Regions from separate parts of the Homo sapiens genome. Here region 1 is linked to region 2. A link is an interaction called in ENCODE POLR2A ChIA-PET data of the cell type or tissue named here. Cell type or tissue: CD4-positive, alpha-beta T cell. All regions are shown on one strand.

The links. Peaks named below come from ENCODE experiments on the same cell type or tissue, not always from the same donor. Only the 100,000 strongest peaks of a DNase experiment are listed, where the experiment ranks them.
Region 1: POLR2A ChIA-PET joins it to region 2 with 5 read pairs; 2 of 35 experiments call an interaction of 5 or more read pairs at or near these places.

The regions. Positions count from the first base shown.
Region 1 is chr12:122,344,093-122,349,092 of GRCh38, reverse strand. It overlaps CLIP1 (CAP-Gly domain containing linker protein 1), which reads left to right. Exons shown (of 26, transcript NM_001247997.2): 10 at 1,614-1,718. Among named protein-coding and RNA genes, the nearest start is that of CLIP1-AS1, 49 kb to the left of the region's middle. In CD4-positive, alpha-beta T cell, no CTCF peak of the experiment used is centred here; no DNase peak of the experiment used is centred here.
Region 2 is chr12:122,102,239-122,107,238 of GRCh38, reverse strand. All of the region lies in intron 1 of MLXIP (MLX interacting protein), which reads right to left. Among named protein-coding and RNA genes, the nearest start is that of MLXIP, 26 kb to the right of the region's middle. In CD4-positive, alpha-beta T cell, no CTCF peak of the experiment used is centred here; a DNase peak (open chromatin) is centred at 2,188; H3K27ac peaks cover 520 bases.

The DNA.
Region 1 (5,000 bases), 240 kb before region 2:
GACCAAGGGGATTATCCAGACAGTTAGGGCTTGAATTGTATTTCATTATTTTTGTGGAGTATACAGAGCTGAAGCAGGTGATGAATTAAAAAAAATTTTTTTGTTCACCTTTTAAATATCTCATCATGGTTTGTCGATACCTGGTTTACAAGCAAAGTGACCTCTTGAATGTATTGAGGTCCCCGAGTCCCACTGGAATGAGTGAAGACGTTTGCAATCTTCACTTTTACATTCCCCCCTCTACTGAAGCTCTGCACTTTGTGTCACTTTGTTTAGAGTCTGTTGTCATTTTTTCATTGCCCATAATTGTCCAGACTGATAGGTCAATTAGTACCACAAAGTATTTAAATTACTGCACGTAACTGACAGTTGCTGAGAGCAGCCCTGCGGGTGTGGGCCTTGTCAGTCACTGATTCTGATAACTGATAACCTCTTGTGTAAGAGAGGTGGGGGTGGGAAGAGGTACATTTGGACCTAGATTATTTCAAATTAAGATTCTGCTGCACTTAAACCTGTTAGAGATTATCCTCTGGGTTCCCTATCAGGCTACATCCAAGTGCGTAATGGTGGGGAGAGCAGAGTATCTGAGATCACAGGTTTTGAATCACCTTAGGAACCCACCAGCTCTTTTTGAGAGAGCTCAAACTCATGCCTTTGTGTTGAGTTGCGTTTTTATGTCTGAGCTAATAAAAACAACTTCATCTTAAGGTAAAAATAATAAACCCCTTACCAGTTTGAGGTAAACTTTCCTCCTCTCTTGAGCCTCTCAATTGGACTCCTTCAGAGATGGAGACTATAGAGGATAATTATTACTAAATTTTCTCTTTGTAATTCTGAGTCCTTTTTTCCCTCCCTGGAGCCCAATAGCCTTTGGGACATCCACTGCTGGAAGGAAACTAGAGCTTCCATGGCCTCTTCCCCATCACATGTAGGAATGTTGCTAAGACTCTTAACTCAGACCCTTCTCACCCATTTCTGCAGAGGCTGCTAGCATGATTTCTTAGCTCTAGTTGGAGCTAGAGAAGGAATAGATTCCTTCTACTGAGGTTTTTATTTGACCCTTATTTACGTCAAGTTATATGCTAAGGTGCAAGAATCTGCTCTAAGGACTTATTGAACAGTTTAAGATTTATAATACCTTTGCCATATTTAGGTGATAGTGACCATCATTCTGAGGGTCAATATACCTTGTGAAGTTATCGAGTCAGTTACATACACATTAATGTCAAGTAGCCTTTGTGGGGCGGAGGGATAATGATAGTTTAGAGGGAGGGATATTAACTATTCTAATTGGTGCTGATAAACTTCACTTATCAATATTACTTATATTTGGCTGCATGCCTCTGACACTTCATCTGGCCTCATGTGTTTTCCATTTTTTCTTTCTGAACAGACTAGCCCATGCCCCCTGCCCACCACCATCCTTTGTCCCTGGTATTCATCCTCACTGCCCACCTCATCTCACCTCCACCTCTTCCCTTCTCCATTCCCCTTTGGTTCACCCTTTGGCAGAAGGTACTGGTGGCTCAGCCTGCATGCCGCTGTCTCTCCTCTCGTGCTGGCATGTCATGGTGGCACTGTTGTGTTCTCTTCCTCTTCCTTTTTACTAACAGACGCAGACCAAACTGGAGCATGCCCGCATTAAGGAGCTTGAACAGAGCCTGCTCTTTGAAAAGACCAAAGCTGACAAACTCCAGAGGGAGTTAGAAGACACTAGGGTAATGGTTTTCACTATTTAATGAAGCAGACCCATGCATGTGAAGGGTGGACACCTCAGGTGACATGCTTTATAGTTGGCCTGAGCCTTGACCCAGTGGTTCAACCTGAGTTTGGTCTTGGTACCATTCAGGTGTTTGTGAGCTGAGACTGATGAGTAGGAACAGGTGTTTTATATCTCGTCTTTTGTCAAAAGTAAAGACTCATTCCTTTGGTAACCCAACCAAATCAGGATCAGAAACTTTACAACTGAATAAATGAATGGATATAACTGTATTTGAAGTTATTTATATTAATACCATGAAATATATTTCTCCAGTTGGCCACAAGCAGTCAATTGTCCTCTTGTTCTCAAATATCTAGTTACTAGGCTTTCTAAATAATTTTTTGTTATTGTTGTTTTACTTTAGCTCTCTTCCTGCCTTCTTCCCTGGCCTCTTGGAGAAGGAAATGGAAACATGGGCTGTGTTTCATGAGAGTTAAAAACTTTCACCCCAGTTACCTTTTTATCTTGGAAGGCTGATCTCTGCATCTCCCTCCTTCCTGTCGCTCGGGGGATTGAAACCTCAGTGGACACTGGGCGCAGTGGCTCTTGCTTCTTATCCCAGCACTTTGGGAGGCTGAGGCAGGCAGATTACTTGAGGTCAGGAGTTTGAGACCAGCCTGGCCAACATGGTGAAACCCTGTCTTTACTGAAAATACAAAAATTGGCTGGGCCTGGTGGCGCATGCCTGTAATCTCAGGTACATGGGAGGCTGAGGCAGGAGGATTGCTTGAATCCAGGAAATGGAGTTTGCAATGAGCTGAGATCGTGCCACTGCACCCCAGCCTGGGTGACAGAGTGAGACTCTGTCTGGAAAAAACAAAACAAAACAAAAAAACCCTCAGTGGTGAGGAGGGAAATGCATGTTGGGAACAGAATGGCTTCTTCCTGCCCTGAGCTCATTGTGCTTAGCCCTTGGAGCCAGGACATTACTCAGGTTTTAGTTTATTTATATATTAAAGCACCTATATAGTGCATACTTCATGCCAGACACTATTCTAAGTGCTTTGCAGGTATTCAGTCTCAACACAACCCTAGGAGGTAGGGAATATTAGTGTCCCCATTTTACAGACAAGAACACTGAGGCGCAGAGAAGTTAAATAACTTGCCTAAGATAAAACAGCAAATAGTAATAATGGAGGCAGGATTTGCATCTAGGACATTTGGCCCCAGAGTCTGTGCTCTTAAGCACCACAGGATGGAGTCCGTCTATTATGGAAGTTGTTTTGTGCGTAAAGATTAAGAAATGGCCAGGCGCGGTGGCTCATGCCTGTAATCCCAGCACTTTGGGAGGCTGAGGTGGGTGGATCACCTGAGGTTGGGAGTTTGAGACCAGCCTGGCCAACATGGAGAAACCCCATCTCTACTAAAAATACTAAAATTATCCGGGCGTGGTGACACATGCCTGTAATCCCAGCTACTAGGGAGGCTGAGGCAGGAGAATCACTTGAACCTGGGAGGCAGAGGTTGCGGTGAGCCGAGATCACGCCATTGCACTCCAGCCTGGGCAACAAGAGCGAAACTCTGTCTCAAAAAAAAAAAAAGAAAAAGAAATAGTCACTTACATGTAAGATATGTAGTCACATACCCTTTTAAATCATGAATTTGTCTGTCAGTGACTAAATTGCCCAGATTCTTAACTTTAGAATTCCAAAAATTACTCTGTCTCTAATCAAATTTGCTATCCTGATTTTTAAAAAAATTTCTAGTGTTTGTAGAAATTTCTCTTGTTGAGAATTAATTGACTGATCTAAAAATCTAGACAATTTTTCTTTTCTAAATCATGTGTTTTTATTTTTTAAGAAGAAGGAACTATCGGCCTCTGAACTAAAGATTTCTCCTGTGTATTTGGTAAGAAAACAAAAAAAGAGTGGGCCAGGCATGGTGTTTCATGCCTGTAATCCCAGCACTTTGGGAGGCCAAGGCAGGAGGATCACCTGAGTCCAAGAATTCAAGACCAGCCTGGGCAAGGTGGTGATACCCTGCTTCTACAAAAAATAAAAAAAAAAATTAGCTGGGTGTGGTGGCTACATGGCAGGCTGAGGTGGAAGGATCTCTTGAGCCCAGGAGGTCGAGGCTTGCAGTGAGCCATGTTCATGTCTCTGCACTCCAGCCTGGGCAATAGAGCAAGACCCTGTTTCAAAAAAAAAAAAAAAAGTGGCAATTTGGTGCTGTTTCCTCATTAACTGAGAGCCAAATAATTGATCCGGGAAATACAATGGACTAATGAGATTGAGTTCCTTTAGTGTGATGGCTTTTGAAGTAATATATTTTTTTAAAACATGTAAACTCCTCTCCCGTATCTTAGTTTTGTCAGCAAACAATTTTGATGTTTTTTTTCCTGCTCTAGATAAGGCATTCAGTTACACCATGGTTTATCCAAGTATTTCAGTGTAAAGCTTATATCTTTCCATAACGAAGTATGTCTTCTGTTGATCCTCACTCTTGGGTTCCCAAGTGTTAAGATAACCAGCTACCCATGTAAGTTTCATATCACCTATGTTACTTTTTAGGAAGTGCTTTAGAATACTTTCTAGCCAATAAATCCAGTTTCCAAACAGTGTGCTTGGTGCTGTAGAGATGTTAGGAAGAATAAGAAATAATTTCTGACTTAATTCATGGTCTCAAACTAGTGGGAGAAGCAGACATACCACATAGTTTTGAATTAGGGCAGATTTTGGGAAATGAAAAATAAATTGCTGTACTTTATAGGGAAATGCCACGGAAAGTAAAATCACATTGGTATTTATTATTTTTACTTATTTTTTACTTGGCATTTTTCTCTACTTGACTGTTTTGTTGTAACTAAGAACCATTGCCCTATTGGGTTTAATGTATTTATGCTACAGACCTTGCAGCAATGGGGTTTATTAGTGTTTTGTGTTTTTTTTTCTTTTATTTAGCAAATTCTGCCAGATCCTGATGGGTTTATTAATGTTTTGTATGTTATTTTGACGTAACAAACTCTTGGACTCTTCCTTCCCCAGAAAATCATGTGTAAATGAATTAACATCTTTAACCTGATGAGTCTATAACCACGAAGCACAGCAATTATAGTCAGCTCTGAAATATTTAATTTTATTTACTTTGATTATGCAGTTTTGGAGACTCAGTGCTTTCTTTTCCTCTTCTCTTATGGGCATTTTAATCTTTATTGGTGTCACAGCCTGTAGGGTGGACAGAGGAAATGAAAGAAAACATATCTGTTATTTTCTGTCTCAAAGAAAGGCAGTGTGGGAGA
Region 2 (5,000 bases):
AGCTGTCCTGTCACCTGAACCCCCAGCTCCCGCCACGAGGAAATGCCACCAAGGGCCTGATGACTGCCTGCACCATCAGCTCTCAGGCACACTTCACAGCAGTGACCCTTATCAAGTGCCTCTTAGTCAAGCTACAGAGTGGACAACCTGGGAGAGGGCGACAGACAGAGGAGAACACAAGGAGGAGGGCTGGTGACGTTGAACCCCTGCCAGTGCTCTCAGAGGAGAGGCGTGGGCCCAGTTGGAGTCCTGCACCCGGAAGCTAGTGCAGCTGGTGCAGCTGATGCTGCTACCTCTCTTTCAGCTCCATGAATCTATGGGAATCAAGAGCAGTGAAGGCCGGGTGCTGTGGCTCACACCTGTAATCACAGCACTTCGGGAGGCCAAGGTGGGTGTATCACCTGAGGTCAGGAGTTTGAGACCAGCCTGGCCAACATAGTAAAACCCCATCTCTACTAAAAATACAAAAATTAGCCAGGCTTGGAGGTGCAGGCCTGTAGTCCCAGCTACTCAGGAGGCTACGGCAGGAGGATCACTTGAACCCGGGAGGCGGAGGTTGCAGTGAGCCGAGATCGCGCCACTGCACTCCAGCCTGGATGACAGAGTGAGACTCCATCTCAAAAAAAAAAAAAAAAAAAAAAAAGAACCTGCGATTCCATCTTGCTTTCACCACCAGGAATCAAATGCATCCACACCATACAGAAACCCTCTGCAGGCCAGGGAGTGGAACATCCCAGCAACACTTACCAAAAGCCCGATGTGTCAGGCTCTGCACAGACAGTGACAACACAGTGACAATGCCATCCCTGGCTCTGCCCTCAGGACCTCACGAGCTAATGCAGAAGACAGAAAGGTCTTCCTTTGAGTGAGCAAAGGCATGTGTGGAGTGTATGGAAGTGCAATGGAGGGGCACCCAGTGGTGTTTTCCTTAATTAGGATGCCTGAGCGGAGTCTCCAAGGACGGGCAGGAGTTAACCAGGGAAAGAAGGGAGAGAAAAGGGTTTCAGGCAGAGGGAATCAGGAGGCCTTCTCCAGAAACGAGCAGCTTTGGCTTCTGGCCCATGCTCTTCCCTCCCTTCTCCATCACCACCATAAATGGGTCTGCAGCTTTGAAGACAGAGGATAAGTTGAGATAACACCACCCACAGTGCAGAGCCTAGGATCAAAGTCCCAACCTTGCTGCTACTTTTCCCAGCCAGGGGCTGGCCTGGGCAACAGGCAAATCCTTGAAAAAGAAGAGCAAGTGAAGCGATGGAAATGCCAGTTGGCCAACATCTCACACTTAAGTGTGAACCTATAGTCTGAACCTATAGTCCAAAACGATGACAGAATAGGAATCAAAGCTAATTTGTCACATCAGGTTCTAAAGTAAAGCAGACAGAGAAAGAAGGGAACAAGAGAGAGAGGAGGAAAAGAAGGGGGGGAAAGGGCTTATAAAAGGGAAGTTTTTTTTTTTTTTGAGACGGAGTCCCGCTCTTTAGCCCAGGCCGGACTGCAGTGGCACAATCTCGGCTCACTGCAAGCTCCGCCTCTAAAAGGGAAGTTTTTGAGAGATACCTCTTTTGTACCATGGGTGTTTTGACCACATAAAAGTGAAAAATCAGCCGAGCGCGGTGGCTCACTCCTGTAATCCCAGCACTTTGGGAGGCCGAGTCAGGCAGATCACCTGAGGTCGGGAGTTCTAGACCAGCCTGACCAACACAGAGAAACCCCATCTCCACTAAAAATACAAAATTAGCCGGGCACGGCTGTAATCCCAGCTACTCAGGAGGCTGAGGCAGGAGAATCTCTTGATCCTGGGAGGCAGAAGTTGTGGTGAGCTGAGATCTCAACACTGCACTCCAGCCTGGGCAACAAGAGCGAAACTCCGTCTCCAAAAAAAAAACCCGTGAAAAATCTCTTCTAAATAAAAAAAAAATCAATAAGCAAAGTTAGAAGGTAAGTGTCAAACTGAGAGAGGCATTAGGAAAAAAGCTTAGTCCTTAAGGTGTAAGGAGCTCCACAATCAGTGAAGCTTCCCCAGTGACTAACTGCAGAGATAAAAAGGATGTGGCTGTCAAGGTCTGAACCAAATGGCCCAATTTAGCACCACCAACAGTGGGCCCACCTGACAGTATGGACCTTTGATGTGATCGCCCATGAGGCACCCACCAAAAATGTTTCACCTAAATCTAACAAAGCCTTTCAGGACTCACGTGATTTAGTGGTTTAGAGGAAACACGGGGAGCAAGGAAACATGTTCACCAGGAAACGACAAATGCAGACTGTGGGACGGACTTCAAGACAACTGGGCCAGTCCCTTCAAAAGGTCAGAGCCACGGGGGGAAGGCAGAAGGATTCTTCTACAAGAAAAAAGGCTGGCCGGGTGTGGTGGCTCATGCCTGTAATCCTAGCACTTTGAGACGCCGAGGTGGGCAGATCACAAGGTCAGGAGATCAAGACCATCCTGGCTAAAGTGGTGAAACCCCATCTCCACTAAAAATACAAAAAAATTAGCTGGGCGTGGTGGCGGGCACCTATAGTCCCAGCTACTCGAGAGGCTGAGGCAGGAGAATTGCTTGAACCCGGGAGGCAGACGTTGCAGTGAGCCAAGATCGCACCATTGCACTCCAGCCTGGGCGAGACAGTGAGACTCCGTCTCAAAAAAAAAAAAAAAAAAAAAAGAAAAGGTAATTATGGTAAAGCCAAAAACAAGAAAACTGAAGATAAATCAAATACATCTACCAACACATGAATGGAGAAAACGCACTGCTATATCTATACGACAGAATATTAACTACAGGTGCAGACAGCAACATGGATAAGTCTTAAAAACATGCCGAACAAAGGAAGCGAGACACAAGGATACAAACTGTCTGATTCTATTTATACAAAACACACGGAAAGACTAATCTGATTCACAGTGATAGTGCGCAGATAGGGAAGGAGAGGATGCCTGGGAAGGGCGCGAGGGAACCTTCTGGGGTCATGGAAATGTTCTGTATATTGATTGCAGTGGTCACATGTGTGCATACATTTGCCAAAACTATAAATCAGTACACTTGTAAGGGTGAATTTTATTGTTTACATATTATACCTTAATAGAGCTGATTGAAGTTTTTAAATTATAGTAATGATACCCAAGGGTTGGGGATAATGTAAGGAGTTGGACCCTCTTAAATAACACTAGTGGGACTATTAATTGGTACCACATGCTTTCTGTAACAGCTTTATTGGAATATAGTTCACATACCACACAGTTCACTCATTTGAAGTGTACAATTTGGCCAGGCACGGTAGCTTACACTTGTAATCTCCGCACTTTGGGAGACCAAGGCGGAAGGATCACATGAGCCCAGAAGTTAGAGACCAGCCTGGACAACACAGCAAAACCCTGTCTCTACAAAAAAAAAAAAAAACAAACAAAATTAGGCCGGGCACAGTGGCTCACACCTGTAATCCCAGCACTTTGGGAGGCCAAGGCGGGAGGATCATAAAGTCAGGAGTTCAAGACGAGCCTGACCAAGATGGTGAAACCCTGTCTCTACTAAAAAAAAAAAAAAAATACAAAAATTAGCCAGGTGTGGTGGTGGGCACCTGTAATCCCAGCTACTTGGGAGGCTGAGGCAGAGAACTGCTTCAACCAGAGAGGCAGAGGTTGCAGTGAGCCGAGATCGTGCCACTGAACTCCAGCCTGGGTGACACAGCGAGACTCTGTCTCAAAAAAAAAAAAAAAAAGGCCAGGTGCAATGGTTCATGCCTGTAATCTCAGCACTTTGGGAGGCCAAGGCAGGTGGATTACAAGGTCAGGAATTCAAGATCAGCCTGGCCAACATGGTAAATCCCGTGTCTACTAAAAATACAAAAATTAGCCGGGCATGGTGGCGGGCGCCTCTAATCCCAGCTACTTAGGAGATTGAAGCAAGAGAATCGCTTGAAACCAGAAGGTGGAGGTTGCAGTGAGCCAAAACTGCACCACCACACTCCAGCCTGGGTAGAAGAGTGAAACTCTGCCTCAAAAATAAATAAATAAATAAATAAATAAATAAATAAATAAATACATACATACATACATACATACATATAAAATTAGCCAGGCATGGTGGCGTACACCTGTAGTCCCAGCTACTTGGGAAGCCAAGGCGGGAAAATGCCTTGAGCCTGGGAGGTCGAGGCTGCAGAGAGCCGTGATCATGCCGCTGCACTTCAGCCTGGGTGACAGAGCGAGACCCTGTCTCAAAAAATAGTGTACAATTCAATCGTGTTTCATATATTCAGAGAGCTATGCAACTGCCATCACAACTTTAGAGCATTTAAAAGAAATGCCCACACTCTTTAGTTATTCCACTTCGACCCTAAACAACTATTGATCCACTTTCTGTCTCTACATGAATGCATATTCTGGACGTTTCATATTTCACATAAGTGGAATCATATAGTATGTAACCATTTGGGATTGACTTGTTTCACTCTGTGTCATGTTTTCAAGGCTCATCCATGTTGTAGCATGTGTCAGCATTCCATTCCTGTTTGCCACTGAATAATATTCCTATCCACAGATATATCACATTGTTTAATCCATTCATCAGCTGGTGGACATTTAGACTATTTCCAACTTTTGGCTGTTATGATTAATACTTCTGTGAACATCTGTGTACAAGTTTTTGTAGGAACTATATTTTCATTTCTCTTGGGGAGATTCTTAGGAAGGGAATTGCTAGGTCACATGGTAACTCCATGTTTAATGTGTTGGGGAGTTGCCAGACTGTTTTCCACAGCAGCTGCACCATTGTACATTCCCACCAGCACACAGAGGGAATGGATCTCGATGCTCTCCCACACTTTCCACAGGCTAATGCTGTGAAGTAGCCTCTTACTGTGGTTTTGAGCGCATTTCCCTAACGATTAATGGTATTAAACATCTTTTCACATGTTTATTGGCCATTTGTGTATCTTCTTTGGAAAAATGTCTATTCAAGTCCTCTGTCCATTTTTAAATTGGGTTATTTGTGTTTTTTTTA